Regions from separate parts of the Homo sapiens genome. Here all the other regions are linked to region 3. A link is a contact called in ENCODE Hi-C or POLR2A ChIA-PET data. All regions are on one chromosome and are shown on one strand. Each heading gives the region's core, a stretch centred on a gene start or an enhancer-like site at or near the end of the contact. The rest is flanking DNA. Distances are from core to core; before and after follow the strand shown. Region 1 holds the start of HACL2 (2-hydroxyacyl-CoA lyase 2). Region 2 overlaps BRD4 (bromodomain containing 4). Region 3 holds the start of ADGRE5 (adhesion G protein-coupled receptor E5). Region 4 holds the start of MRI1 (methylthioribose-1-phosphate isomerase 1).

Region 1 (6,907 bases), core at 2,704-5,203, 740 kb before region 3:
AAAATTTTAACATAGGTAACCACTATCATAATTAGAATTTTAACACATGCAGCCACCATAATACAAAACAGTTCTATCACCCCCAAAACCTTCTATGCTACCCCCTTTATTCTAACACCCTTCCCTAACCCCTGGCAACACTGATCTTTCCTCCCATAGTATGGTTTTGTCACTTTTGGAGAATATCATATAAATGGATCATATTAATGGTACCTTTGAAATTGGCTTCTTTCTTTTTGTTTTGAGACGGAGTTTTGCTCTTGTTGCTCAGGCTGGAGTGCAATGGCACAATCTTGGCTCACTGCAAACTCTGTCTCCTGGGTTCAAGTGATCCTCCTGCCCCAGCCTCCTGAGTAGCTGGGATTATAGGCGCCCACCACGACACCTGGCTAATTTTTTATGTTTTTTGTAGAGACGGGGTTTCACCATGTTGGTCAGGGTGGTCTCGAACTCCTGACCTCAGGTCATCCACCCGCCTCCGCCTTCCAAAGTGCTGGGATTACAGGCATGAGCCCCACGCCCGGCCAAGATTGGCTTCTTTCAATCAGGCTACTTATTTTGAGATTCATCCAAAGTGTTGCGTGCTTCTTTGCTTTTCTGTTTTGTTGTATTTTATGTTTTTAGCAAGACAGAGGGTCTTGCTCTGTCTCCCAGACTGGAGTGCAGTTGCACAATCATGGCTCACTGCAGCCTCAAACTCCTGGGCTCAAGAGATCTTCCTGCTTCAGCCTCCAGTATCTGGGACTACAGCTGCATGCCACCATGCCTGACTACATACATATATATATATATTTTTTTTTTAGATGGAGTCTCGCTTTATTACCCAGGCTGGAGTACAATGCCACGATCTCAGCTCACTGCAACCTCTGCCTCCCGGGTTCAAGTGATTCTCCTGCCTCAGCCTCCTGAGTAGCTGGGATTACAGGCACCCACCACCATGCCCAGCTAGTTTTTTATATTTTTAGTAGAGCGGGGTTTCACCATGTTGGTCTGGCTGGTCTTGAACACCTGACCTCAGGTGATCCACCCGCCTCAGCCTCCCAAAGTGCTGGGATTACAAGCGTGAGCCACTGCACCTGGCCTGTCGTGTTTTAGTAGTTTGCCCTCTTTATTGCTGAGCAGTGTTTCATGGTATGGGTGAATCACAGTTTGTTTAACCATTCCTCTCTTAAGGGATATTTTTTTTGTTGTTTTTTGTTATTTTTTCCAGTTTTCAGCTATTGCAACTAAAGCACCTATGAATAATCATGTGCAGATTGTGTGTGGTTGCATATTGTTCAAAATCCTCTCTGGCTTTCCAATTCACTTAGAATAAAATTTGCAGTCCTCATGCAGTCTGTAAAATCATACCTGTCTGGCCTTTGTCCAGCCTTTGATAGCGTCTCCTCCCTGCCTCCTCTGCTCTCTTCCTTCTAGCTATCCTGGCTTTCCTGACTTTCTCTGCACATGCAAAGCCCATCCCATTTGTAATGAGTTGAATGACAGACCCTAAAATGTACATTCAGAACGTGCAAATGTGACCTAACTTGGAAAATGTGTTTTTGCAGAAGTAGTTAAGTGAGGGGTCTCAAGATGAGCCTATCCTGGATGAGGGTGGTCCCTAAATGCAATGACAAGTATCCTTGTAAGACGTAGAGGAGGAGGGCCGGGCCCGATGGCTCATGCCTGTAATCCCAGCACTTTGGGAGGCTGAGGCAGGCGGATTGCCTGAGGTCAGGAGTTCGAGACCACTCTGGTGAATATGGTGAAACCCCATCTCTACTAAAAATACAAAAAAATTTAGCCGGGTGTTGTGGTGTGTGCCTGTAATCCCAGCTACTCAGGAGGCTGAGGCAGGAGAATTGCCTGAACCTAGGAGGTGGAGGTTACAGCGAGCCGAGATTGCGCCACTGCACTCCAGCCTGGGCGAAAGAGTGAGACTCCGTCTCAAAAAAAAAAAAAAAAAAGATACAGAAGGAGATGCAGGCACAGGGAATAAGGCCATCTGAAGATATACGGAGAAATTGGAGTGACGCAGCCATAAGCCAAAGAATGCCTGGAGCCTCTTGAAGTTGGAGAAGGTAAGGATCCTCCCCAAAGATCTCGAGAGAGTGTATGGCCCCACTGATGCCTCCATGCTGAATTTCTGGCCTCCCGAAGTGTAAGAGAATTAATTCCTGTTGTTTCAAGCCACCCAATTTGTGGTAATGTGTTATGGCCATCAAAGGAAATTAATAAAACACCTCAGGGCCTTTGCATGTGCCATCTTCTCTACCTGGATTACTCTTTCTCCAGATCCTTGTGGGGCCCATGTCCTCACTTCCTCCTGGTCTCTCTGCTCAACTGTCACCTCCTTAGAGAGTCCTTCTGCTTGTCCTAAGAGAGGCCCTTACTGTATCCCTCTAACTCAATAATTTGTTGCACTTCTCTTTAAATTTCGATCAATTTAGATACATGGTATTTGTTTCCTCCCCTGCCCCACACCCACCCCCTTTTTTTTAGAGACAGGGTCTTGCTCTGTTGCCCCAGCTGGAGTGCAGTGGCACGATCACAGCTCACTGTAGACACAACCTCTTGGGTTCAAGCAATCCTCCCTTCTCAACCTCCCAAGCAAAAGGGATAACAAGCACGTGCCACCATACTCAGCTAATTTTTTTTCTTTTAAAAAAAATTTTTTTTAGACAGAGTCTTGCTCTGTTTCCCAGGCTGGAGTGCAATGGCGTGATCTCAGCTCACCGCAACCTCCACCTCCCGGGTTCAAGCGATTCTCCTGGCTAAGTTTGTTTGTTTGTTTGTTTTTTGGAGAGACTGGGTCTCACTTTTTGGCCCCGGTTGGTCTCAAATTCCTGGCCTCAAGCGATCCTCCTGTCTTGGCCTCCCAAAGTGCTGGGATTACACACATGGACCACCATGCCAGGCTTGTTTCCCTTTTTAAAAAAATCACTTGTCCTCTGTGTATATTTGTTTCAGGGACTGTTGAATAATCCAGCTTTCGGCTGAGAAGCTTTTTGGACATTTGCCTAGTGACAATCTTTCTTTATCTGGGGAGAGATTGGTCAGATAATTAGTCTTGGAGCATGTTAAAGCTTTGTCTCCCAAGAAAGAATTTACATCTATTACAACATCTTTCTCTCTCTCTGGAAAATTGTATCCTTGTTATTAAGACTTTTTTTTTCTTTTTTAGCTTTACAGAAAAGCTGCAAAGATAGCAAGATAATTTTTGTCTACTCTTTATCCAGCTTCCCTGAATGCTAACATCTTATATAACCATAATACATTTACTGAAACAAAAAGATTAACACTGGTTCATTACTACTAACTCAACTCCAAACTTTATTTGGATTTCACCAACTTTATCCACAAATTTGTCCTTTTTTTGATTCCTGGATCCAGTCCAGGGTACTATATTGAATTTAGTTGTCACAGCTCCTTTCCCTCCTCTAGTCTGTGGCAGTGCCTCAGTCTTTGTTTTTCATGACCTTGACAGTTTTGTAGAGGTCTGGTTAGGCATTTTGTAGAATGTGACTCAGTGTGAATTTCCTTTGCTTACTACTATACCTATTATACAAAAAATATACACATATATATATATACATGCACAAATATTTATTTATAGTGTGGAAAATATACATAACATAAAATTTACCATTTTTTAAGTATTATTATTATTTTGTGAGACATGGTCTTGCTCTGGTACGGCCCCGCTGGTGTGGAAAGCGAGCTGTGTTCGGAGGGCCTGAACCTACGGGCTTCCACCGTGGGGCCAATGGAAAGCTGCGGAAGGTGGGCCCCCAAAGGTCTGGGCTCCTGAAGCCGCTGAGGGGCGTGGCCTCCTGGTTTTAAAACATAAAATGGGTGTGAGGTCTGCAGTGCGAGCCAATGAAAGGCAAGGGGAGGCGGGGTCTATGAGGGAGGCGGCCAGTAGAGGCAAGGCTCTTTCGGGTGGCCCCGGAGCGGGGCTCCGACTGTGCGCATGCGCATCGGGCCGGACTACGGGGCGCCGCTGAGCCAAGTGGGCCACCCGGGCACGGCCACGCTCCCGGGTCACGTGACACGGAGGGGGCCGAATTCTGCTGGAGGCAGCGCCATATCCTGGAGGTGAAGGTGAATAGCGTCGGGGGTCGAGCTGGTGTGGGAGAACCACATCCTGATGCGATGTGACCTCGACCCAGCCTGGCCCGGGGTCGGGGATCAGGCTCGGGCCCGTGCGCTCTTTAAGGGAGAGGCGTGGGTTGCGTGGAGGGTCGCGCCCGCTAACCCGGGGGCGTGACCTCGTGCCTCTTGGTGACGTAACATGGGGCGGGCTCACTACTGGGGCTGAGATTTGGGGTCCGGTTGTGGAAAGAGAGGCGGGGCTTCCGCCTGTCCATTGACAAGTAGGTAAGTGGAAGATAACTGTGTGGTGCTGTCGTCGCCACCTTGACTTGTGGTGGCTAGTTTGGGTGGGAGTGGTGGTGATGTAAAGGACTGGGGCTAGCCCCGCGAGGGGCGTGACCTTGTCACGGAGAGGCATGGCTTCACCCCGAGCCTAGGCGCACAAAGGGCGTGGTCTGGCAGGGTTGGGGGCGTGGCCGCACAGAAACTGGCGGCAAGGGTCGTGGCCCTGGATCCTGCTGCGAGAAGGGGCGCGATTTCTTCCGGAGAGGTTCCCTGTCGCGCCCAAGTCTGGGAAGTGCCCTTTCTCTCTTAGGTACCACCTCATGGAGACCCCCGCGGCCGCCGCCCCCGCTGGGAGCTTATTCCCCTCCTTCCTGCTCCTGGCCTGCGGGACGCTGGTGGCCGCCTTGCTGGGCGCCGCTCACCGCCTGGGGCTCTTCTATCAGCTGCTGCACAAGGTGCGGGGCACAGAATGGGAGGTGGGCTGGGGGCAGTCAAAGAGGGAGGGGCCTCGTGGTGCTGCTTCCAGCTCACTCATTGTGCAGGGTGGGAAAGCGAGCCCCGACTAGTCCAGAGGGACTGGTAAGAGGTTCTGTCCAGGGCCCTGTCTCCATTGCCACGCTGTGTATGGAGGCCTGGACTTTGCCACTGGTAAGAGAGAACACGGAAGCTGCCGCTGCCGGGGCACTCGCACCCCACCTACCTCCTTCCCCAGTGACTCTTTTCACAGAACAGATGGACAGCACTCTGTGCTCCCTAACCTGGATGGGATAAATGGGGCAGAGGGCAGGCTCCAGCGAGGGGGTGGCAGTGACAGTTTCATAACAGTTGCCCTCTGCTGAGCTCAGTACTGTAGACTTTCTTACCTACCCCTTACCTTTTCCTTGAAAGTAGGTGCTGTTCTTTCTGTCTTCATTTTCTGCAAGAGGAAGCTGAGGCTCAGAGAGATTGTGTGGTGGTTTGCCCTAGGTGACATGTTTGGAGAGAGCTGACCCCACAGGTGTCCCCCTAAACTCCTTGCACCTCTGTTTGAAATTTACCCCTTCTCCAGACCCCTTCCTCAACCCTTTCTCTCCTAGCAGGGACCAAGCTTGACCTCTCCCTCCCCAAACCCTTCTCTACTGCTTCCTCTGCTAGCCAGGAGTGATGCCACTGACCTTCAGGACTTAGGAGATTTAAAGCAAGCCTTGGATGTGTAGGGCTGTGAGGCAGCTGGAGTTGGGAGGCCTCGGCACAGTCTGTGCCAGCAGCTCACTCCCGTGCCAGGCACATGGTGGCTGGCAGCCTGTCAACTAAGCCCTGGGCCTGTTTAGCGTCCATCAGGAGGGCATCAGGGAGGCTGGGATCAGGAGCCCAGCTGCCAGGCTCTGCAAGGATACTGGAGGGCAGGGAGGAGTCACAGCAGATGGCTCCCTGCCATCTGCTCTGCGTGCGTTGTGCCCCTGGCCAAACCCCCTGGGTTATATAACCCTCTCCTCTCTCCCTGATTGCCCTGCCATCCTGGAGACAGGCAGTGTAACAGTGGGGCACTTAAGAGCGTGGGTTCTATTGAACTTTCAGTCTTACTTGGGCAAGCCTTGATGTCCTCAGCTGTAAGAGGGATGTAATGACAAGAGGATCTGATAAGATGTTATGCCTTGGTTTGAGCCTGGCATGTAGTATAATATATGCCTAACCAAGACCAAGCTTCTCTTGACCTCTCACCCTGCTCCTGCCCCCTTACCTGGGGCAGGGGGATTGCCCCCTTTCCCAGCTGCCCTCTGCCCTGGCCTTTAACTTTATTGCTCCACCTGTCCTTGGGCCCAGGTGGACAAGGCAAGCGTCCGGCATGGCGGAGAGAACGTGGCCGCTGTGCTGAGGGCCCATGGTGTGCGGTTCATCTTCACGCTGGTCGGTGGGCACATTTCCCCGCTGCTGGTGGCCTGTGAGAAACTGGGCATCCGTGTGGTGGACACACGCCATGAGGTCACGGCCGTCTTTGCTGCTGATGCTATGGCCCGCCTGTCCGGTGAGGGCATTGCAGAGAGGGCTGGGGACTGGTTGGACTGTGGGCTAGAGTGTCTGTGAGGGTAGGGGTTTTTCAGAGGTGGAAGAATGGCCAAGAGAGTGGGCATGGCTGTGATGGGCTCTGTGTTCCAGGGACGGTGGGCGTGGCGGCAGTGACAGCAGGCCCTGGCCTCACCAACACGGTGACTGCGGTGAAGAATGCTCAGATGGCTCAGTCCCCAATCCTGCTTCTGGGTGGGGCTGCCAGCACTCTGCTGCAGGTACCCAGTCCTTGGGGGCCAGTGGGGGCCTAGGGGGGCTTGAAGGGCTCATGCGATAACCCTGCCACACCTCTGTCTTTGCCAGAACCGGGGTGCGCTCCAGGCTGTTGATCAGCTGTCCCTTTTCCGGCCACTCTGTAAGTTTTGTGTGTCTGTGCGGAGGGTGCGGGACATTGTGCCCACCCTGAGGGCCGCGATGGCTGCCGCCCAGTCGGGCACCCCAGGTAGGTGGAGGATGGTGATGCTGAGCAGTGCTGGGGCCGAGGGGCTGGGGACATGTTATG
Region 2 (7,763 bases), core at 425-2,924, 920 kb before region 3:
AGTTAGCCAGATTGTGAATGCAAAGGAGTTCTCGAAGGAAATTAAAAGTGTGACTCCAGTGAATGCCTGAGTGATAAGAAAGTGAAACAACCTTATTGCTGACATGGAGAAAGTTGTAGTGGTCTGGATAGATCAGGTCAGCTGCAATATTCCCTTAAGCCAAAGCCTAATCTAGCAAGGCCGTAGTAACTCTATTCAATTCTTTGGAGGCTGAAAGAGGTGAGAAAGCTGCAGAAGAAAAGTTTGAAGCCAGCAGAGGTTGGTTCATGAGGTTTAAGGAAAGAAGCCATCTCCAAAACATAAAAGTGCAAGGTGAAGCAGCAAGTGCTGATGGAAAAACTGTAGCAAGTTATCCAGATCTAGCTAAGATAATTGATAAAGGTGGCTACAGTAAACATTTTAGTGTAGACAAAATAGTTTATTGGAAGAAAATGCCATCTAGGCTTTTATAGCTGTAGAAAAATCAATACTTGGCTTCAAAGGACAGGCTGCCTCTCATTAGGGGCTACTGTAGCTGATGACTTTAAGTTGAAGCTACTGCTCATTAGCCATTCTGAATATCCAAGGACCTTAAGAATTATGGTAAATCTAAATTATGCTAAATCTACTCTGCCTGTGCTCTGTAAAGGGAAAAACAAAGTCTGGGTGACAGCACATCTGTTTACAGCATCATTTGCAGAATATTTTAAGCCCGCTGTTGAGACCTACTGCTTAGAAAAAATATTTTTCAAAATATTACAACTCATTGGTGATGCACCTTGTCACCCAAGACCTCTGATGGACATGCACAAGGAGGTGAATGTTTTCGTGCCTGCTAAAACATCCATACAGCAGCCCATGGATCAGTTTCACCTTTCAAGTCTTATTATTAAGAAATAACATTTCAGGCTGGGTGCTGTGGCTCATGCCTGTAATCCCAGCACTTGGGTAGCCAAGGCAGGTGGATCACCTGAGGTCAGGAGTTTGAGACCAGCCTGACTAACATGGAGAAACCCTGTCCCTACTAAAAATACAAAATTAGCCAGGCGTGGTGGCTCCTGCCTGGCTACTTGGGAGGCTGAGGTGGGAGAAATCCCAGCTACTCGGGAGGCTGAGGCGGGAGAATCGCTTGAACCCAGGAGGTGGAGGTTGTGGTGTGCTGAGATCGCGCCATTGCACTCCAGCCTGGGCAACAACTCCGTCTCAAAAAAAAAAAAAAAAAAAAGATGGTCTTAATTTTAATGTAGGTGAATTTATGAATCTTTGTTTTACGGTTGGTGGGAAGAACACTATCCTGAAGTGAAATATATTTTATATTTTCTTCTGGAAGTTGTAAGGTTTTGCCCTTCCAATTCATGCCCTTGATCCATCAGGAAATGATTTTTTGGGGGTATAAGGTGAGGAGTCAGGTGTGACCTTAGATGAATTACCGATTTCTTCTCGCATCAGCTTCCTTGGCTGCAAAACTGAGACCCTAATCCCTGCCCTGTGCGAGGTTCTTGTGAGGTCGGAATACAGCATACAGACACATTGAGCCCCATGTCTCAGTAAGCATTCAGTAATTGCTTGTTGGTTTAAGTCCAACCTTCTTCCCTAAGCATGTGGACACTCAGGGAAAGTTGGCGCTTAACTGGGAAAGTTGTTGCTCGTACATTGTCTGCCAGCTTACTACAAGCATCATGGCCAGGCTGGGTTTGGCTGCTCAGCACATCCCCTGGCAGGGCACTGGCGGCCTGGAAAATGTATAGCAGGCAGGTGCTCAGTCAGTCCTAGAGCTGATTTCATGTGATATCTGATGCATTTATTATAGAAATGAAAGCATAAAAATGTGTTTTAACTGTTTCCTACTCCCCCGGCACAGTGACAAGGCTGATTCCAGGCACAGCTTGGTTAGGCCAGCACTTGTAACTATGGTGGGGAGCCTCGAGGCACTGAGTGAGCTCAGCCTCCTTGGGCAGAAAAGCTTGTTTAGTTATTGCCAGCACACACTGTGTGTTCCTGTGGGCAAACAAACAGACGGCTGGAGATCCGGGGGACCTGGTAGTCGTCAGCATTTATGTCACCACCGTATGCCTTCTCTGAATGACTTGCGGAAGAATAGAGTGGGTTGGGATTATGTGGTAAGTGTAAAAAAGTTAGCGATCAGAGGGACTTTGGGTTTACCTCTGGAGAGGACATAATGAAGGTAATCCTTCACTGTGACGGATGAGTGGATATTTCTTTGTACCCTGAGCTCTTTCATCCTACCTTGGTGGTCAAATGTGAGAGCAAGTGCTTTGGGGCTCAGAGGGCATCACTCCAAGCATTCTGCATGGAGTCTGTTGTGGTGAATGTTCTTGCTGGCATCTTGATCAAGGACTTTGTCATCATTAGCCATCAAATGCTTGTTGGTCCTTCTCAACCCTGTAATGTTGATACTTAAAAAACTGGAAACATCCTGACAGAAACAGTCGAGAAGTGGTTGTGTGAGCTCTGGTTATCGCATTACAGTTAAAGTTGGCAGATAGGTTCTGTATTCAGTGCCCCATCAAAAACAGAACACAGACTATATAAGGGGAATATTGTTTGTAAGTAACTCTGTGGGCTAATTGTGCAAATAGGTGCTAGAATGCTGGGCAGCCTTTTTCCTTCTTCGTGGCTTTGTTGCATTTTATTGTATTGTTGTATTGCATTTTATTGTAATGACAGTTACTCCTTTTGATAAGATGATCTCAGTAGATAGGCTGAATTGTCCTGTTTAAGGCTACTTTTCTCCTCTGAATCTAAAGGTGTTCGCTGTCAGAGCTAGTACGGAGTTTTGAATTTGGCACTGTGTTGCCTAACCGTCTTCTCCCCCCGCCCCATCCCCGCATAGGCAAATAGTTTTACTAGTTTGACATTTAATCAAAATTTAAACATGGGGCCAAGGAAGGTCCTCCAGGAAGCATTAGTATGAAAAATATTGTAAACAGTAGCTTTGTTCTAGCCACACAATTTGGATTTCTCAAGATTAACTGTCTGTACATAAACACTCTTGAATAGCTATGTATTAACTTTCCCCTACTTTGAGCTGGAAATAGCTTCTCTTCTCCAGTTGATGTGAATGCAGGGGTAGTGTACCCTACATGGACTGTGTATTACTCCTTTAAGATTGTTGGTCTTGCTGCTTTGTTCTCTCAGTGTAAAGCACAAGTCACAGAACCATGGTTTACCTTAACTAGAGCCCTCCTTTCAGAAAAGCACTTTTTTTTTTTTTTTTTTTGCGACGGAGTCTCGCTCTGTGGCCCAGGCTGGAGTGCAGTGGCGCGATCTCGGCTCACTGCAAGCTCCGCCTCCCGGGTTCACGCCATTCTCCTGCCTCGGCCTCTCAAGTAGCTGGGACTACAGGTGACCGCCACCACGCCTGGCTAATTTTTTTTGTATTTTTTAGTAGAGACGGGGTTTCACTGTTTTAGCCAGGATGGTCTCGATCTCCTAACCTCGTGATGCGCCCGCCTCGGCCTCCCAAAGTGCTGAGATTACAGGCGTGAACCACTGCGCCCGGCCCAGAAAAGCACTTTTTAATTTTTTAATCCTTTTTTTTTTTTTTTTTTTTTTTTTTGAGTCGGAGTCTTGCTCAGTTGTCCAGGCTGGAGTGCAGTGGCACGATCTCAGCTCACTGCAACTTCCGCCTCCTGGGCTCAAGCAATTCTCCTGCCTCAGCCTCCTGAGTTGCTGGAATTACAGGCATGTGCCACGATGCCTGGCTAATTTTTGCATTTTTAGTAGAGACAGGGTTTTGCCATGTTGGCCAGGCTGGCCTTGATCTGTTGACCTCGTGAGCCACCGTGCGTGGCCGAACTGCTCTGTTTTACAGACAGGAAACACAAGGCTGAGAACATCTGTTACTCAGAGTCCCCCAGGTTAGCATGGAAGCTCGTGGTTCAGACCAGGCTGTCCTTGCCTGCTGCACTTGCAGGTCTGTCTGCCTTCCCTGCAAAGCAGCATCTCCCAGTCCTGGGGGGTCTCTGTACCAGGTCTAAAGGGGGTCAGGGTGGTGTACTGCATGTGGTTTGTTTATTCTCTTAAGTTTATATGCAATAAAATTCCCCTTTTTTTTTTTTGAGATGAAGTCCCACTCTGTCTCCCAGACTGGAGGGCAGTGGCGTAATCTTGGCTCACTGCAACCTCTGCCTGCTGGGTTCAAGCAATTCTGGAGTCTCAACCTCTCAAGTAGCTGGAATTACAGGCCTGCGCCACCATGTCCAGCTGATTTTTGTATTTTTAGTGCAGATGGAGTTTTACCATGTTGGCCAGGCTGGTCTCAAACTCCTGACCTCAAATGATACTCCTGCCTCATCCTCCTAATGTGCTGGGACCATAGGCGTGAGACTCAGCAACTTTTTTTTTTTTTTTTTTTTTTTTCTTTGAGACGGAGTCTCGCTCTGTCGCCCAGGCTGGAGTGCAGTGGCACAGTCTTCGGCTTACTGCAACCTCTGCCTCCCAGGTTCACACCATTCTCCTGCCTCAGCCTCCTGAGTAGCTGGGACTACAGGCGCCCACCACCATGCCTGGCCAATTTTTTGTATTTTTAGTAGAGATGAGGTTTCACTGTGTTAGCCAGGATGGTCTCGATCTCCTGACCTCGTGATCTGTCCACCTCGGCTTCCCAAAGTGCTGGGATTACAGGCGTGAGTCACTGCACCCAGCCTTTTTTTTTTTTGTTTTGAGACGTAGTCTTGCTCTGTCGCCCAGGCTGGAGTGCAGTGTGGTGCGATCTCGGCTCACTGCAACCTCTGCCTCTCGGGTTCAAGTGATTCTCCTGCTTCAGCCTCCTGAGTACCTGGGATTACAGGTGCGCACCACCATGCCCGACTAATTTTTGTATTTTTAGTAGAGGCGGGGTTTCACCATGTTGGTCAGGCTGGTCTTGAACTCCTGACGTCGTGATTTGCCCGCCTTGGCCTCCCAAAGTGCTGGGATTACAGGCGTGAGCCACCGTGTCCGGCTCCTCAGCAACGATTGATCTGTTTTCTGTGTCTATGATTTTGCTTTTTCTAGAATGTCATATTAAATGGAAAATGGCATCATACAATGCAGGGGAGGTAGAGGTTGAGTCAGGCTTCTTTTCGTTAACATAGTTTATTAGAGTCATCTGACTACTTAGTGGGAGTGTTTCAGTTGTTTCTTTTCATTGCTGAGTAGTGTTTCATCATATGGATAGACCCCAGCTTTTTCTGCATTTCTCAGTTGAAGGACACGTGGATGGTTTCTAGTTTTTGGTGATTCTTAATGAAGCTGCTAAAGCTATTCACATGCAGTTCTTTGTGTGAACATGTTTTTCTTTCTTTTGGTTAAAGACCTGCAAGTGAGATGGCTGGGTCATTGGAATAAATACATGTTTAGCTTTACAGGAAACTCTCAGATGTTTCTGGAGGGTTGCATCATTTTTCGCCCTCATCAGCAGTGGATGAGAGTTTTAGTCGTTGCTCATCTTCACTAGCACTTGGTATTGTCAGGGTTTTAGGGGTGGGAAGCAGTGGATTCACATAGTCTTGCAGTGGTATCAGTGTGGCTGTGATTTGTATTTCTTCATGACTAGTGACGGGGAGCATCTTCCCAGGTGCATTTTCTTTCTTTTTTTTTTTGGTATATATTTATCTTTTTATTTTGTCTTACGGGTGATTGCCCTACCCCACACATGGTTTTGTTTGATTTTTTGTTTTTGTTTTTGTTAAGATGGAGTCTCCCACTATCACCCAGGCTGGAGTGCAGTGGCACGATCTCTGCTCACTGCAACCTCTGCTTCCCAGATTAAAGTGATTCTTCCACCTCAGCCTCCCAAGTAGCTGGGATTACAGGCACCCACCGCCACACCTGGCTTTTTGTATTTTTTTTTTTAGTGGAGACAGGGTTTCACCATGTTGGCCAGGCTGGTCTTGAACTCCTGACCTCAAGTGATTGGCCTGCTAAAGTGCTGGGATTACAGGGGTGAGCCACCACACCCAGCCGACACATAGGTTTTTATTTGTTTTTATTTATTTATCGGATCAGGGTCTTGCTCTGTCGCCCAGGCAGCAGTTGCAGTGGCTGTGACGTCTCACTGCAGCCTCTGCCTCCCGGGTTCAAGCGGTCCTCCCTCCTCAGCCACCAGAGTAGCTGGAACTACAGGCACACACCACCACACTCAGCTAATTTTAAAATTTTTTAGTAGAGGTGGAGTTTCACTATGTTGTCCAGTTGGTCTCCAGCTCCTGGGCTCAAGTGATCCTCTCACCTCAGCCTCCCAAAGTGCTGGGATTGCAGGCATGAATCACTGTGCCTGGCCAGGTGCAAACTCCAAGGGATTCTCTTTGTAGATGGAGAGGCAGCTCTTCATACGCTCTCTGTAGAACAGCAGTTCTGTGGAGCAGCAATTAAGTCGTGTTTTCCTCGTGAACCTTAACAGGCCTGGGTGGGTGAAGTGCAGAAGTGGGTGGCCACTTGCCGTAAGGACACATAGCACTGGAATGTTGAGCCCCACTCTCCTGAGTGAAGCCAGCTGGTTAATGCAGACTTGCCTTAGGGAAAAGGAAACAGAACGTCATACCAAGGAATCCACTCATGCTGGGCCACTGAAGGAACCATGGAAACATGTCCCTGTAAATGTGTCCCTGTTCTGTGTGTGTCTCTACATGTGTCCATATTGAGAGTTATGCTTGAAGCTGGGGATCACAAAATCGAAAATTGTGTCGACCAGCTTCTTAGCTGGGCTTGGCCATGGCGGGGATGTCCCAGGCCTTACCTGTCTTCTTCATTCACCCCCTACCCACCACCACCACCAAGGGACTCTTGAGTTGATTACTTTGCTGTGGGCATAGCATAGCAATCTGTGTGCGGAATGTGTGGAAGTGTGTCAGGCTTTGATGGGTAAAAGACTTTGATGGGTATATGAGCACATATATCATGAGAAAGGAATTGTGTGAGTTTCTGTGAAAGTTACAGAACTCTCCAGCAACCATTAGTCTTGGGGAATTCTTTTTAAAATGGCAGGGGTCATTCTGTTCATTCTCTATGTGATGGTCACTTCTCATAGAGTGATGGGGCCTTCTCCCTTAAGACAGACACGTGGATCAGGAATAGACAGGACTGACAAGAGCCCCTCTTCTTTCCCAGATGGAAGACACTGCCTATTTCTACAAAATGGGGGATACCTAGCCACCCCGGTGGGCAGCCATGATAGCTGAGCATGTTTGCTCCCCATGTGCCCACTTACTGCAAGTGTTTGTGGTGCCACCATGACTGGGGAAGGGCTCTGTGCCGGCAGAAGAGGGTTGTTGCTACACCTGGGGTGTGACCTGTAAAGGTGACACGATGTGCCAGCAGTTACCCAAATGCCAGAATCCTAGGAAATTATCCTGGGCTGCTTGGGGATGTCTTAGTGTGAGACCTGTTTTCTTTCTTTGGGTCTTAGGCGGAGTCGGATTGATATTTGAATGATTGGGCATTCTTTCTGTTAAGCTGATTTTCTGGTTGTGGGAAGTAGATTGTTATAATTTTGGCTTAGTTCAAAGTGTTAGGGAAGCTGTATAGAATTTCTTTCATCTCTTTTTCAGGGTGGGGTGAGGAGAGAAGGGATGTGACCACAAGCTTTTTTTTTTTTTTTTTTTTTTTTTTTTTTTTTTTTTTTTGAGTTGGAGTCTCGCCCTGTTGCCCAGGCTGGAGTGCAGTGATGCAATCTCTGCTCACTGCAACCGCTGCCCCCCGGGTTCAAGTGATTCTTCTGCTTCAGCCTCCTGAATAGCTGGGACTACAGGCGCCTGCCACCGTGCCGGGCTAATTTTTGT
Region 3 (7,876 bases), core at 3,889-6,388:
GCTGGGACCACAGGCTCCCGCCACCACGCCCAGCTTATTTTTTTGTATTTTTAGTAGAGACAAGGTTTCACCATGTTAGCCAGGATGGTAGTCTTGATCTCCTGACCTCATGATCCGCCCGCCTCAGCCTCCCAAAGTGCTGGAATTACAGGCGTGAGCCACCGCGCCCGGCCTCTCTTTTTTTTTTTTTTTTTTTTTTTTTTGAGATGGAGTCTTGCTCTGTTGCCCAGGATGAAGTGCAGTGGTGTGATCTCTGCTCACTGCAAGCTCCACCTCCCGGGTTCACGCCATTCTCCTGCCTCAGCCTCCAGAGTAGCTGGAACTACTGGCGCCCACCACCACGCCTGGCTAACTTTTTATATTTTTAGTAGAGAAGGGGTTTCACCATGTTAGCCAGGATGGTTTCGATCTCCTGACCTCGTGATCCACCTGCCTTGGCCTCCCAAAGTGCTGGCACAAGCCGCCAGGCCCTGCCTGCCATCTTCATTTCTTTAGGTAAAAATGAAGGCGTGGTCAGGCACAGTGGCTCATGCCTGTAATCCCAGCACTTTGGGAGGCCGAGGCGGGTGGATCACTTGAGATCGGGAGTTCGAGACCAGCCTGCCTAATATGGTGAAACCCCCTCTCTACTGAAAATACAAAAAATTAGCTGGGCGTGGTGGTGGGTGCCTGTTATCCCAGCTACTTGGGAGACTGAGGCTTGAGAATCGCTTGAACTAAGGAGGCAGAGTTGCAGCAAGCCAAGATCACGCCACTGCACTCCAGCCTGAGTGACAGAGCAAGACTCCGTCTCAGAAAAAAAAAAAAAAAAATGACGGTGTTGGATCACCCAGGCTCTGAGATGCCCTGGACCTCCACGCTTCCTCAGGGACACAGGTGCACACACACCACACCCACAACTGCCACTGGCCCTGGCGGTCTGTCCTGGAACCCAGTGGTGATATTTCACCCCCGGGCCCCCCTCCCACAGGAAGACGCTGTAGCCGCCTGTTGGGGTGCACGTGGAGTGGCGGTTCCCAGCACTCAGGGGGTTCCCCCTCCCAAGGCATGTTCTGGGGGACCCTCCTCAGGTCACCAGGGGATTCAGAGATGGGGACCTAGGGATCTCCTTGCTGTTCACCAGAGAGATAGAGACAAAGAAGCAGGGGTGGAGAGAAAATAGAGATTAGAGAGAGAGAGAGACAGACAGAGAGAGAGAAAGAGTCAGAAAGAAAGAGAGACACAGAAAGAGAGACAGAGACACAAAGAGACAGAGAGACAGAAGGTGGGGGGCTGTGCTTGGTGGTTCACGCCTGTAATCCCAGCACTTTGGGAGGCCGAGGCAGATGGATCACCTGAGGCCAGGAGTGTGAGACCAGCCTGGCCAACATAGTGAAACCCCATCTCTACTAAAAATACAAAAAATTAGCCGGGCATGGTGGCACACGCCTGTAATCCCAGCTATTTGGGAGGTGGAGGCAGGAGAATCGCTTGAACACAGAAGGCAGAGGTTGCAGTGAGCTGAGATCCCGCCACTGCACGCCAGCCTGGGCAACAGAGCAAGACTCTCAAAAAAAAAAAAAAAAAAAAAAGAGCAAGAGTCTCAAAAAAAAAAAAAAGAAAGAAAAGAAAAGAACAAAGAGAGAGAGAGACAGAGAGATAGAGGGACAGAGACGGAGACAGAGAGGAGAAAGGAGACAAGCTGGAGAGAGAGAGGGAGACAGAGAGGAGAAAGAAGACAGCTAGAGAAATATAAGACAGAGGAGACAGAGACACGGAGAGATAGAGACAGACAGAGAGACAGAAATTACATGGTGATAGAGAGAGGTGGAGAGAGAAACAAGGGGCCCATAAAGAGCAGAAGGGGAAACAGGAGGAGATGGGACAGAGAGAACAGAGAGACAGAGAGATAAACAGTGAGGAAGAAAGAAAACCATGAGAAAGGAGGGTGGATGGAAACAGAGGGGAAGGGCAGGGGAACGGAGGGCGTTGGGATATGAGCGGCAGGTGGGGCCTGGGGCGGGCTGGGAGGGGACGTCCAGTCCCTGCCGATCTGGGAATACTGGGGACCCCAATAATCCAGGGAGACCTGAAGGGGGGTGTCGGGCAGAGGGATGGGGACCAGGACAACGGCTGGGCATGAGTCACTTCCTGGGCCTAAGGGAAGGAATGACTCACCACTCATTTGCCCCAATTCAACCCTGGAGGGGCTTCCAGGGGAATTTTGGGGTCTGTTATGAGCACAGCTTCAGAGGGCGGGTGTTTGGGGTGCAGATTGGAGGTCCCCGGACCACTCAGCCACTGTGTTCAAATTTAGTACCCCTTAGGTGGGTGGAAGGCAGAGATCCCCACTCCCACCTCCACACTCCTTCCAGCTGGGTTAAACCAAGGCCGAAACCCCCCAGCCCAAGCCCGTACTCCCCACTTCTGTCAGGATTCCCCTCTTCCTCCTCTCTGGCCACAAGGCTTGGCTAGTTCCTCCCTCGGCCAGAACCCAGTTCCTCTTTGCAGAACAGACCACAAAATGACCTCCCCTGGCAGGACAGGATCTAGGCAGATTCATCTCTAACTCCCAAAGCCCCAGGTAACTCCTTTAAAGCTCAGAACCACTCTAGGAGGCAGGGGCTGTGTTGATGCCCATTCTACAGATAGAGAAACTGAGGCTTGGAGCCCAGAAAAGGATCAGGAGGAATCCAATAAACAGAAGAGGTTGGGGAAGGAGGAATTGAGGGATTGAGGTCCTCAGGGCCCTGGGCAGGGTTCCTTTGTGCCCCATCCCCTCTGCATGGGCTGAGCTGGGTTCTCTACTCCCACCGTGAGGCTACAGGGCCCAGCTGCCTCCATCTGGGGCCTTGGAAGTTGCCCAAACAGAAGCCGGGAGAGAAGCTGCTGTTCTGGTTTGAGTTCCTTCTGGTTTGCATTCTCTGGGCTGAGCCCTAAGTAGTCAGTTTCCTGCATTGAGATCCTGGGGTGGGGGGTGGTGGGGCAGTCACCCCTTCTTTAGGCTTCCTCCTAAGGACCCCGAGACAATTCCCCAGACCCACTAGTGTCTTACCAGAATTTAATAATCATCATAATTTATTATTTATTCATTTATTTTGAGACAGGGTCTCACTGTCACCCAGGCTGGAGTGCAGTGGCGTGATCTCAGCTCACTGCAACCTCCACCTCCCAGGTTCAAGAGACTCTCCTACCTCAGGCTCCCGAGTAGCTGGGATTACAGGCGCCCGCCACCACACCCAGGTAATTTTTGTATTTTTAGTAAAGACAGAGTTTCACCATGTTGGCCAGGCTGGTCTCGAACTCCTGACCTCTGGTGATCTGCTGGCCTGGGCCTACCAAAGTGCTGGGATTACAGGTGTGAGCCACTGCACCCGGCCTTATTATTAATTTATTTTTTGAGATAGGATCTTGCTCTGTCACCCAGGCTGGAGTGCAGTGGTGCAAACACAGCTCACTGCAGCTTCAACCTCCTGGGCTCAAGGGATCCTCCCACCTCAGCCTCCTGAGCCACTAGGACTACAGGCGCACACCACCAAGCCCGACTAATTAAAAAAAATTTTTTTTGGCTGGGCGCGGTGGCTCATGCCTGTAATCCCAGCACTTTGGGAGGCGGAGGCGGGTGAATCACCTGAGGTCAGGAGTTTGAGACCAGCCTGGCCATCATGGTGAAACCCCGTCTCTACTAAAAATACAAACACAAAAACTAAAACAAAAAACTAGCCGGGCATGGTGGCAGGCACCTATAATCCCAGCTACTCGGGGTGGATGGGGGCGAGGCAGGAGAATCGCTTGAACCCAGGAGGCGGAGGTTGCAGTGAGCCGAGATTGCACCATTGCACTCCAGCCTGAGCGACAAGAGCGAGACTTTGTCTCAAAAAAAAAAAAAAAAATTTGTTTTTGGTAGAGACAACGTCTCGATGTGTTGCCCAGGCTAGTCTCCAGTCCCTGGGCTCAAGAGATCCACCTGCCTCGGCCTCTCAAAGTGCTGGGATTGCAGGTGTGAGCCACTGTGCCCAGCCAACACTTTTAAAATGCTGTTTACCTAATTCTTACTGTGAACCAGGAATAGTTTGTGTCCTAACTCACTCATCCCTTAAAACAATCTAAGACGGAGACGGGTTGTGCTCCATTTTATAGATGAGAAAAGTGAGGCGCAGAGGCTCTCTGACTTGGCCCTGGTGACACAGACAGCCAGGGCGTGGAACCCTTGGGAAGCCAGGTCTTGGCAACTGCCCCCAACAAGTGTGCCCCCAAGAAACCCAAGGTGGGCTCTTGTCTCTCACTCTCAAGCCAAGGCGGGGTGCTGAGCTGACACCTGCCACTTGGGGCTGGCCCAGGGAAGCTGTGTCCCTGTGGTCCAGGAAGTTCTGGTTTTTGCCCCAAATGTCATTTCTTCACTCTCTTTGTTGCCCCGTTGCTTAGGCAACGAGCTACCCTGATAACCGTTACAGTCACCTTGGGTGGGGCGGGAAAGGGAGTCCCAGGAAGTCACAACAAAAATCAAATTCAAACCCAGAACCAGGCAAAGTCCCTTCGATCCGCAGCTGAGCCCCAGCCAGGTCTGCGGGGAGCAAGAACTGGGGTCTCTGGGGGCTGCCCCTGCTGCTGAGACTGCGAGGGACAAATTGGGGGTACCTTGCAGTGGAGAAGTCCTGGCTTCTAGCTTCCCCACCCCCGCCCATGTCCTTCTATGCGTTATATTAAGCACAGCGGCTCTCAGGGTCCCAGCACTCACTTTTTGCCCCTTTCCTTCCCCCGTGCCTCAGTTTCCCCTCTTAGGGAGCAGATGCCAGACTGGCTCCAGTAGAAAGCTTGAGGATCCCTCCAGGCAGGGTAGCAGGCTCCAAGAGCACCCTGGAGTTCCTGCCGGGGTGTGGGGGTGCCCAAGCACCACCAGCCCCTCTCGCCGTGTGCCCGTGAGTGCCTGCTTGACCATGTGGCTTCCTCTATCGCAGGCCCCACAGACACCAGCGGCGCCTCCCGTTTCTCAGACGCAGCCAAGGGGTCCCGCTGGAGCTTCCTCGCCCCTCCCAGCGGGGCCCCAAAGTACTTACCGAGAAAGACGCGGCCTCCCATGGTTGGAGCTGCCGGCAGGAGCGGCAGGGGAAAGAGTGAGTGGGACAGGGCTGTCCCGTCTCCACAGGCTAGGCAGCTGTGCAGGCTGTCCCGAGGCCAGGACTTTATGAAGGAGGGGGGGCGGACAGCCGCTGGCCCAGGGCCCTCCCCGGAACTGGCGGTGCAGCTGGAAGCCAGCAGGAAAGTGCAATAAAAACACAGACCCAGGGGCGCTGCATACACACACACACACACACACACACACACACACACACACACGTGCACTCAGTAAGAATGAAGTGCAACCTGCTTTCAAAAACCCTCTGCTAGAGTTTCCACCATGTGGCTCTGACGAACCCTTTGGCCTCTGTGTTGGGGCTGGCTGCTCTGAGGGGAAGGTGTGGCAGCCGGGCGGGGCGGTCTTGCCTGGGGCCACTTGGCTCTTCCCTGGGCAGGCGCAAAGGGGTCTTGTCAGAAATAGCTCTGGACGCCCACGCTGGTGGGACTCGCCCTGTGCCCAGAGCTTTGGCATGCCAGAGTTGGCAGAGCCTGCGTCCCAGCTGGCAGAACGTTTCCCTGCCATTTTCCAGATGAGGAAACAGGTCGGGTGCAGAGGCTCGCACCTGTGATCTCAGCACTCTGGGAGGCCGAGGCAGGAGGATCGCTTGAGCTCAGGAGTTTGACACCAGCCTGGGCAACATGGCGAAACTCTTGTTTCTACAAAATAAATAAATAAATAATCCAGGCTGGTGGCAGACATCTGTAGTCCCAGCTACTACTACTCAGGAGGCTGAGGCGGGGAGAATCACCCGAGCTGGGGAGTTTGAGGCTGCAGTGAGCTATGATGGTGCCACTGCACTCCAGCTTGGGTGATAGAGTGAGATCCTGTGTCAAAAACAAAAAGAAAGAAAGAAAACTGAGGCATTACAGTGTCCACATAAAAGCCCAGGGAGGGAGAAGGGGCCCTCTTCCGATGCCAGGCAGGTGCCAAGAAGAGAAGCTTCACCGCACAGAGCAGACCTCCTGGATCTTTCTGATCTTTCTAAGCCAGTTTCCCCCTGTGGGAAACTTATATTTCAGAGGCCTCTTCGTTAATCAACAGAGAATCATGTGATAGGAGGGTTCTTTCCTTTCTGGATAAATCACATGATTAGCTTGTCTCTTGAGCTACCTCATAATTTTTTAAAACGCTATTTTTTGGCTGGGTGCGGTGGCTCACACCTGTAATCCCAGCACTTTGGGAGTCTGAGGTGGGTGGATCACCTGAGGTCGGGAGTTCGAGACTCAGCCTGACCAACATGGAGAAACCCTGTCTCTACTAAAAATACAAAATTAGCCGGGTGTGGCGGCACATGCCTGTAATCCCAGCTACTTGGGAGGCTGAGGCAGGAGGACTGATAGAACCCAGGAGGCGGAGGTTGTGGTGAGCTGAGATTGTGCCCTTGCACTCAAGCCTGGGCAACAAGAGTGAAACTGTCTAAAAACAAACAAACAAACGCTATATATATTTTTAAGAGATCTTACTCTGTCACCCAGGCTGGAGTGCAGTGGCACCATCACAGCTCACTGCAGCCTCAAACTCCAGGGCTCAAAGGATCCTCCTGCCTCAGCCTCCTGAGGAGCTGGGACTGCAGCTGTGCACCATCACGCCTGGCTAGTTTTTTCTTAAGTTTTTTTTTTTTTTTTTTTAAGACAAGCTCTCGCTATGCTGCCAAGAAAATGCTATTATTTATAGAGCACTTAGTCTGCACCAGGCCTGGTCATAAGTTTGTTTTTTTTTTAATCTATTTTAACTCATTTACTCCTCAAAACATCTGCAATGATGTTGTCATTCCCATTTGACAGAGGAGGAAACTGAGGCACAAGTGACCTACCCAGCTGAGAAGATCCATAGGCGGGCAGCCCAGCCCCAGAGTCCCTACAATGAGCCCAGGGGAAAGTCTCTACTGGGCACTAACATGTCTTTAGCGCCTCCGTGACCCTGAGGCTTAGCAGGCGTCTGTGTCCAGCCAGAATTCAAGGACTTGGTTTTGAGTTCCTTATATTCACATTTATTTTTAGGTTTCCCTACTATTTGGGGCAATGAGGAGGGTTTTTCAGTGAGGATGCCGAAATCAAGTCTCCTTGTTACATGAATAAATTCAAGATGCAGAAGTGATGAATGCTAAGCAAAATATAGTTCAATTGTTCAAAGGGGGAGATTGCAGCGATGGGGAAAAAAAGTCACTAATCACTGAAGTCACAGAACTATTGTCCTGGGAATAATCAAACATCCCCAGTCCTAGAATTTACCCCTTCCTGTCCTGGGCTCCTGTGGGGGTGGCCTGGGCTGTGGGGGAGGGGAATGAACACCAGCAGAAGCTGGAAGGAGAGAGGGCCAGACCAGCTCTGGAGGGATTTTGCCCTTTTTTTCTCAGAAAGTCAGAAACTCCAGCTAGAACCCCAGGGCTCAACGTCCCTTCTCTGCAGATCAGATGGGCACGTCAGACAGCTGGTGTCTGCAGAATCTCAGGGAGGCAGGAGGCGCTTCCTGATGCCAGGGATTGTCCCTACACCCCTTCATAGTGATCATCGACACTTTTTTATTTTATTTTATTTTATTTTACTTTATGTTAGAGATAGAGTCTGCTGTTGCCCAGGCTGGAGTGCAATGGCACGATCATAGCTCATTCCAGCCTCAAACTGCTGGGCTCCAGCGATCCTCCCACCTCAGCCTCCCGAGTAGCTGGGATTCCAGGTGAGCACAACCAGGTCCTCATTTTTTAATTTTTATTTATTTATTTTCATTATTATTATTTTTTGAGACAGAGTCTCTCCGTAGCCCAGGCTGGAGTGCAGT
Region 4 (7,789 bases), core at 2,108-4,607, 620 kb after region 3:
AAAAAAAAAAAAAAAAAGGAAAGAAAGAAAATACTTGAAAAGAATCGCTGGAACCCAGGAGGCAGAGGTTGCAAGGAGCCAAGGTCGTGCCATGGCACTCCAGCCTGGGTGACAGAGCAAGACTCTGTCTCCAAAATAAATAAATAAATAAAAAGCAATCCTCCCATCTCAGTCCCCTCCCGAATAGGTGGGACCACAGGTGCATACCACTACACCCAGCTAATTTTAGTATTTTTTGTAGAGATGGGGTTTTGCCATGAAGCCCAGGCTGGTTTTGAACCCCTGAGCTCAAGCGATCCGCCCACCTTGGCCTCCCGAAGTGCTGGCATTACAGGCTTAAAAATAGAGACAGGGTCTTGCTGTGTTGCAAAGGCTGGTCTAGAACTTCTGAGTTCAAGCAATCCTCCCACCCCAGCCTCCTGATTACAGGCCTGCACCGCCACTACACCTAGCCAGTAACAACAATTTACATAGTATTTACATGGGACTAGCTATGATATGCAATCTAGACACGATTTAAAATATAGGGGTGGGCTGGGCACTGTGGCTTACGTCTGTAATCCCAGCACTTTGGGAGGCCGAGGCTGGCGGACCGCCTAAGGTCAGAAGTTCGAGACCAGCCTGGCCAATGTCGTGAAACCCCGTCCCTACTAAAAATATAAAAATTAGCTGGGCGTAGTGGCTCACGCCTATAATCCCAGACACTCAGGAGGCTGAGGCATGAGAATCTCTTGAACCCGGGAAGCAGAGGTTGTAGTAAGCTGAGATCATGCCACTGCACCAGCCTGGGCGACAGAGCAAGACTCTGTCTCAAAAAAAAAAAAAAAAAAAAAAAAAAAAATATATATATATATATATATATATATATATGTGGATGTGCATAGGTCATGCAAATATGATGGCATTTTTATATCAGAGACTTGAGCATCCATGGATTTTGGTATCTGTGGGAGGTCCTGGAACCAGTCCCCCACAGATATTGAAGGATGACTGTACTTATTTTGCCTGTTGACTGTTCCTTCTGCTTCCCTGGGACCCCTGAGAGCAGAGATTTTGTCTGTTTTGTTCACTGCTGCGTCCCCAGCAAATGGCGGTGTCTGAGCCACAGCAGGTGCTTACTAAATGCTGGGTGAGTGAATGAATCAAAGGCAGAGGTCTTTCCATTAAGGCCTCAGTTCCCAGGGATGAAGGTGGGACTCAGGCAGGTAGGGAAATTTCCTGGTGAATTTAGGGTCAAGTGGAATCTGCTGCCTTGGCCCCCTACAGCCCACTCCCCCTGTCTCCTGGTCACAGCTACCTAATCTTTCTCTGCTCACTCCCTTCTCCCCAGTTCCTCCTGGAGTCCACGTCCTGCCCTGGCTCTAGGCATATGGCTCAGGCGGGGCCCATCGAATGACTGCTCTGGGATGGGCAGGTGCCCTAGTGGACCCCCTGAGATACAAGGAGACTTTTCTAGTATAGGAGGCTCTTTTCCTCATGATTTGGACCCTAACAGCCGCCTGCCAGCCCATGGAACCTGAAGATGAAGGAGGGCAGAGCTGAAGCACAGAGATAGATAGGTCCTGATGCTACTGGTTGAGCCCCTTGATCTTGCCATACCTGAAGCCAACTGTATAAGTGTTTCCGTACTAGAACTAGTACCTTCCCATTTTTTTTGTGGATAAAGTGGTTTGGGTTTGGGATTCTTTCTCTTGTATCTAAAAAAGTTCCTAGAAGGCCCTCCCCTACCCCCTGAGGAGGCCCTCTCACCTAGGGCTGTACCATAGCCAGCGGTGGCCAGAGCACCAGTGTTACAGTGGGTCAGCACAGTCACCTTGCCACCGCTGGGGGCCACCCGCTCCAGGAGGTGGCGGGCTCCTAGGTCCCCAATGCTTCGGTTGTCTCTGAGGTCTTTCTCCAGCATGTCCTCGGTGCAGCAGATCACTCTGGGGTGACAAGGAGTTTTCAGCACCAGCCACCAGGACCCGGGGCCCAGGCCAACGCCTCCTCTCTGCCTAACGCTGCTGTCCTGGAGCCCTCCTGCTCAAAGCCTCTCATTGCTGTGGGGCCTGGACCCTTCGGCCAGGGCCACCGAAGTGTCACTCCGTTCATTCATGCAAAGACATGTTTACCAAGCAGTTCCGGTATGACCCAGCAGTAAACAAGACAAAAATCTCTGCTCCTGTGGAGTTGACACTGGGGTGAGTGAGCCAGCTGATGAAGAGATAATAAAATGAAGGAAAAGCCGGCAGAATCAGGCAACAGAGAGCAGCGGGTGAGCTGGATCATATAGAATGGTGGAGGAGGGCGCTATGGATACCTGGCCCGCACCAATGGCACGTGCAAAGGCTGTAAGGCAGGCTCGAGCTTGGTGGGGTAAAGTGACATTGCAGGGAGGGCTGGAGCAGAAAGGAAGTGGGGGGAAAAAGATGGCAGGAAGGGGACCAGGACAGGAAAAAAAGTTCCTCAAAAGCAGAAACCAAGAGAACACGGAGATACTAAAAAGGGCCTCCAAGGGCGGATAAGGGGCTGCGTGTATTCAGGGGAGGCACGATTAAGGAGTTAGGTTTCAGGGCCAGGCTGCCCAGGCTAGACTCTGGGCCCCATCTGTGGGGCCCTGGACAAGGGACTTAAGGTCGCCGTGCCTCAGTCTCCCCATCTGTGGGGCCCTGGACAAGGGACTTAAGGTCGCCGTGCCTCAGTTTCCCCATCTGTATAGTGGGTCACTGTACTTAAAAAGAGTCAATATAATTCCTGCTCAGCGCCGTGCCTGGTACCAGATCCCCGTACCTCTCCCGGACCGCCTCTTCCGTAGCGCCCTCCCGTTCGGCCTCCCGGGCTGCAACATCAGCCAGGTCGCGGGCGGCGCGGGCCATGTTGACAGCGGTGGGCCGGGCGGTGACGAGGAAGCTCAGCTTGTCGCGCACGAAGGCCACGAGCGCGGCGAGTCCCGGTCCCCCGGCGCCCGCCTGCAGCTCCACGGCGAGGCTGAGACAGCCCACCAGGGCTATGGCCGGGGCGCCCCGCACCTGCGGGGCAGGGATTTGGGCGTCGGAAGCTGCAGGCGCGGGCGCACTCCCACCTCCAACCCGGCCGCCCCGCCGCCCCGCCGCCCCGCCGCCCCGCCGCCCCGCCGCCCCGCCGCCCCGCCGCCCCGCCGCCCCGCCGCCCCGCTGCACCTTCATGGCGCGGATGGCCTCCCAGGCCTGGTGCACCGAGCCCACCGCCTCGTAGCGGCTCTGCTTGGGCAGCAGCAGCTGGTCTAGGATCTGCAGGGAGCCCCGCGAGTAGCGGATCGCCTCCAGGGTCATGGTGCAGCAGCCAAGCCCAGCGCAACTCAGAGGGAGCTAGGGGTCCGCGCGCACTTGGGAGCGGGGCGGGGCCGTGGGCGGAGCCTCCCCCGGAAAAAGAGACACGCACATGCGCATCCAACCCGATTCCACGGGTTCCCAGGAGGCGGATTCCACGGGTTCCCAGGAGGCGGATTCCACGGGTTCCCAGGAGGCGGATTCCACGGGTTCCCAGGAGGCGGATTCCACGGGTTCCCAGGAGGCGGATTCCACGGGTTCCCAGGACGCGGATTCCACGGGTTCCCAGGACGCGGATTCCACGTGGCCGAACCCACTCCACGACTCCTGCCAAGCCCGAACGGAGTGAGCCGCCTCCTCGGAACCACAAAAGTGGCAGCATTTATGGGACGCCTAGTGGATACCAGGCCCCGTGTTTAACAACCTGCTGTCTAGAGTTAGGGATGTATCCCCAGTGGCAAGGTAACATCAAGTGTTCAAACCAAAGAATTTGTTAAATGATCTTCCAAGGTTGAGGGGGAGGTAGTGGGGGGTCGTGTGCCCCTTGATGGATGCAAGGCTGTTTCTGGGCCATTTTCTGCTCGGTTTCATTCAAAAGTAACATGCAGGACAGGCGCTGTGGCTCACGCCTGGAATCCCAGCATTTTGGGAGGCCGAGTCGGGCAGATCACTTGAGGTCAGGAGTTCGAGACCAGCCTGGCCAACATGGTGAAACCCAGTCTCTACTAAAAATACAAAAAATTAGCTGGGCGTGGTGGCGCACACCCGTAGTCCCAGCTGCTCGGGAGGCTGAGGCAGAAGAATCACTTGAACCCAGGAGGCAGAGGTTGCAGTGAGCCGAGATCGCGCCACTGCACTCCAGCCTGGGTGACAGAGCAAGACTCGGTCTCAAAAACAAAACAAAAAAACCCCAAAAGTAACATGCACGGGGGGCTTTTCCATGGGCCACCCCTGGGCTGGGTATAATAAAAAGCTCACACCTGTGTGCTCCAGCCCCTGCTGCATCTGGCACACATCCTGGGTACCCCGTGTGCCTTGTCCCTGGCCTTGTGTGTGTGGTTCCTGGCCCCCTTTTCACCCTTCACACTTGGCCCATGCCTCCTCCTCCAGGAAGTCTGTCCTGATTCCTGGCCAACCGGGACCACCACCTTGAGACTCTTGTTACTCTGGAAGGGGACCATGTCTGTGGTCACAGCTATGACCCTATACCAGCATTTGCTGATGAGAGGCCTACCAAGCTTGGTCAAGGTGGGGGGGTGGGGGGGCAGCCCCAGGGTCCATCTAACAACCCAAGACAGGGAAGAAGAGACAGGTCTTTAATGTACGGAGTCTCACAAGGCACAAACACCCTCACCAGGACCAAATAAATAACTCCACGGTTGCAGGAAGGCGCGGTCTGGGGAGGATGCGGCATCTGAGCTCTCCCAGGGCTGGTGGGCGAGCCGGGGGTCTGCAGTCTGTGAGGGGCCTCCTGGGTGTGTCCGGGCCTCTAGAGCGGGTCCAGTCTCCAGGATGGGGATCGCTCACTCACTCTCCGAGTCGGAGTAGTCCGCCACGAGGGAGGAGCCGAGACTGCAGGGGTGCCGCGTGTCGGGGGTGTCAGCTGCCTCCTGGGAGGAGCCTGCTGGCGACAGGGGCTTGTCCTGACGGCTCCCTTCCTGCCCCCTCGGGCTGCTGCACTTGGGGGTCTCAGTTGTTTCCGGAGGACAGTCTCCGGGGGACATGGGCCGGTCCTGGGCAGCCTCCTCTGGTACCCGCGGTTCCCCAGACTTGGGGGTGTCGGCCGCATGCTGGGGGCTCTCCGGGACGTCCCGAGACCTCCGCCGCACGATGCCCAGGTCCCCGACGGTGATGGGGGAGGTGGCAAGCGCGGTTCTGCGGCTCTGTGCCAGCTTCTTCAGGACGCCGCTGACCTTGCTGCTGGAGGCGGATCCGGGGGCAGAGGGGAACCAGGAGCGGCTGATGATCTCGGTCCGCTTGAGTTTCTGCTTGTCCTCGTAGGCTAGAGGAGAGGAGAGGACATTTCAGGGGCGGCAGGGGAGGGGGTCCAGAACTGCCCTCTGGTAGACCAGAGTCCACTCATGGCTGAGGACCCCCCATCTCCAGGCAACTCTGAGCCTCCCTGTCCCCTTTTCCCCCTGGCCTCCTACGCACAGTCCAGGGTGTGGAACTTCAGCAGAGCCGCCAGCTTGCGGTCATCTTCCGTCTCGGGCACCAGCGGGATGGTCAGGCTCGCCTTGGCCTGCAAGGCCTGGTCTCTCTCCTCCTCCTCCTGGATGGCTTTTTTCTTTTCCTGTGTTGAGGGCCAAGAACACCAGAGATAGGGGGTGTCAAAGCCCTGTCTCTTCTGTGTACTAGGGGGCACTGCTCCAACTCTCGGGGTCTCATTTACTCTTTTTGAGACAGTTTCATTCTGTCGCCCAGACTGGAGTGCAGTGGCACAATCATAGCTCACTGCAGCCTCGAACTCCTGGGCTCAAGCGATTCTCTCATGTCAGCCTCCCAAGTATCCAGTACTACAGATGTGCACCACCACGCCCAGCTAATTAAAACATTTATTTTTGTAGAGACTGGGCCTGGTAGTTCATGTCTGTAATCCCAGCACTTTGGGAGGCTGAGGCGGGTGGATCCCTTGAGGCCAGTAGTTTGAGACCAGCTTGGCCATCAAGGCAAAATCCTGTCTCTATTAAAAATATAAAAATTAGCCAGGCATGGTGGCATGCGCCTATGGTCCTAGCTACTTGGGAGGCTGAGGCATGAAAATCACTTCAACCGGGGAGGTGGAGGTTGCGGTGGGCTGAGATCGTTGTCACTGCACTCCAGCCAGGGCGAAAGGGGGGAGACTGTTTCAAAAAAAAAAAAAAATTTTTTTTTGTAGAGATGGGGTCTCACTATGTTGCCCAGGCTGGTCTCCAACTCATGGCCTCAAACAATCCTCCCACCTGAGCCTCCCAAAGCACTGGGATTACAGGTGTGAGCCACCACGCACGGCCTCATCCCACAAATATTTCTGGGATACCCACCTTGTGCTAGGCTTTGTTCTGGACACTCGGCATACAGTGGCAGGCAGGGAAAAACCCTTGCCCTGGTGGAGCTGGCCTCTAGTGGTGAGACAGTGATAAGGAGAAAAAAAATGCAGGACAGGTGGGTAGGGGATGGGCTGGGCGGTTCCATTTATTTTTTAATTTAGTTTAATTCTATATTTTTTTGAGACAAGAGTCTTGCTCTGTCGGCCAGGCTGGAGTGCAGTGGCACGATCTCAGCTCACTGCAAACTCCACCTCCCAGGTTCACGCCATTCTCTTGCCTCAGCCTCCCAAGTAGCTGGGACTACAGGCACCCGCCACCACACCTGGCTAATTTTTTTTTGCATTTTTAGTAGAGACGGGGTTTCACCATGTTAGCCAGGATGGTCTCGATCTCCTGACCTCGTGATCCGCCTGCCTCAGCCTCCCAAAGTGCTGGGATTACAGATGTGAGCCACCGCGCCCAGCCAAGAGGTTCCATTTAAAATGTGGTGGCCAGGTCAGATGCAGTGGCTCACGCCTGTAATCCTAGCACTTTGGGAGGTTGAGGTGGGTGGATCACATGAGGCCAGGATTTCGAGACCAGCCTGGCCAACATGGTGATACCCAGTCTCTACTAAAAATACAAAAATTAGCCATGCACAGTGGTGGGAACCTGGAATCCCAGCTACTTGGGAGGCTGAGGCAGGAGAATTGCTTGAACCTGGGGTGGAGGCTTCAGTGAGCCGGGATCATGCCACTGCACTGCAGCATGGGCGACGAGCGAGACTCAGTCTAAGCAAAAACAAAACACAAAAAACCCAACATTAGCCAGGTGTGATGGCTCATGCCTGTGGGTCCCAGCTACTTGGGAGGCTTAGTGGGGAGGATTGCTTGAACCTGGGACATCGAGGCTGCAGTGAGACATGATTTGCCGCTGTACTCCAGCCTGGGCAACAGAGTGAGACCCAGTCACAAAAAGAAAAAAAATAAATAAATAAAAGGAGGCAACCAGGTAGGTATCTCCCATGGCATGGTGAGGTAGGGGTGAGCTATGGTCTCAATGTCTGTGTCCCCCAAATTGATATGTTGAAGCTTAATCCTCAACGTTGACAGTGTTAAAAGATGTGAGGCATTTGGGGAAGTAATTAAGTCAGAAGGGCTACGTCCTCACCAATGAGATTATTGGACTTATAAAAGGAGGCTCAAGGGAACTTGTTTGTCCCTTCTGCCACATGAGGACACAGCTAGAAGCCACCGCCTATGAGAAATGGGCCCTCACCAGACACTGGATCTGCCAGCGCCTTGATCCTGGACTTCGCAGACTCCAGAACCATGAGAAATAAAATTCTATTGTTTATTTTGGCTGGTCTCGGTGGCTCACGCCTGTAATCCCAGCACTTTGGGTAGGCCACGGTGGATCACTTGAGGTTGGGAGTTCGAGACCAGCCTGGCCAACATGGTGAAACCCCGCCTCTACTAAAAATACACAAATTGG

What was found. A loop is a pair of places that touch in the nucleus more often than their neighbours do. ChIA-PET counts read pairs that join two places held with the same protein, here RNA polymerase II (POLR2A). Pooled maps may share reads with other maps.
Region 1: a loop to region 3 is called in a pooled map, with 8 times the contacts of the local background. The contact joins the promoter of HACL2 here to the promoter of ADGRE5 in region 3. A Hi-C loop is called at or near these places in 1 of 37 single-sample maps with no recorded cell type and 4 of 50 pooled maps. POLR2A ChIA-PET finds 5 or more read pairs at or near these places in 2 of 52 experiments (activated CD4-positive, alpha-beta T cell and common myeloid progenitor, CD34-positive).
Region 2: POLR2A ChIA-PET joins it to region 3 with 10 read pairs in activated CD4-positive, alpha-beta T cell. The contact joins the enhancer-like site here to the promoter of ADGRE5 in region 3. A Hi-C loop is called at or near these places in 1 of 37 single-sample maps with no recorded cell type. POLR2A ChIA-PET finds 5 or more read pairs at or near these places in 1 of 52 experiments (activated CD4-positive, alpha-beta T cell).
Region 4: a loop to region 3 is called in a pooled map, with 3 times the contacts of the local background. The contact joins the promoter of MRI1 here to the promoter of ADGRE5 in region 3. A Hi-C loop is called at or near these places in 1 of 50 pooled maps. POLR2A ChIA-PET finds 5 or more read pairs at or near these places in 2 of 52 experiments (GM12878 and naive thymus-derived CD8-positive, alpha-beta T cell).

What each region holds. Positions count from the first base shown.
Region 1 is chr19:15,122,832-15,129,738 of GRCh38, reverse strand. HACL2 (2-hydroxyacyl-CoA lyase 2) reads left to right here and starts at 3,953. Exons shown (of 16, transcript NM_006844.5): 1 at 3,953-4,083; 2 at 4,670-4,814; 3 at 6,163-6,364; 4 at 6,496-6,623; 5 at 6,709-6,847. The coding sequence starts at 4,680. It overlaps ILVBL-AS1 (ILVBL antisense RNA 1), which reads right to left and starts at 5,579. Exons shown (of 3, transcript NR_186314.1): 1 at 5,514-5,579; 2 at 5,234-5,275; 3 at 3,565-3,812. RefSeq lists silencers at 3,810-3,879, 4,450-4,499 and enhancers at 4,100-4,189, 3,684-4,447, 4,448-5,213.
Region 2 is chr19:15,298,465-15,306,227 of GRCh38, reverse strand. All of the region lies in intron 1 of BRD4 (bromodomain containing 4), which reads left to right. Among named protein-coding and RNA genes, the nearest start is that of BRD4, 30 kb to the left of the region's middle. RefSeq lists enhancers at 5,583-6,290, 6,717-7,244. Within about 2 kb of position 1,674, at least 9 of the 41 ENCODE cell types and tissues checked have a DNase peak (open chromatin) inside an H3K27ac peak, as active enhancers do.
Region 3 is chr19:14,378,706-14,386,581 of GRCh38, reverse strand. ADGRE5 (adhesion G protein-coupled receptor E5) reads right to left here and starts at 5,138. Exons shown (of 20, transcript NM_078481.4): 1 at 5,037-5,138. The coding sequence starts at 5,058. RefSeq lists a silencer at 3,650-3,789.
Region 4 is chr19:13,760,090-13,767,878 of GRCh38, reverse strand. It overlaps MRI1 (methylthioribose-1-phosphate isomerase 1), which reads right to left and starts at 3,357. Exons shown (of 6, transcript NM_001031727.4): 1 at 3,159-3,357; 2 at 2,770-3,008; 3 at 1,750-1,925. The coding sequence starts at 3,290. YJU2B (YJU2 splicing factor homolog B) reads right to left here. Exons shown (of 10, transcript NM_030818.4): 9 at 5,442-5,580; 10 at 4,590-5,289. The coding sequence ends at 4,811. RefSeq lists enhancers at 1,531-2,160, 4,630-5,146 and a silencer at 2,938-2,987.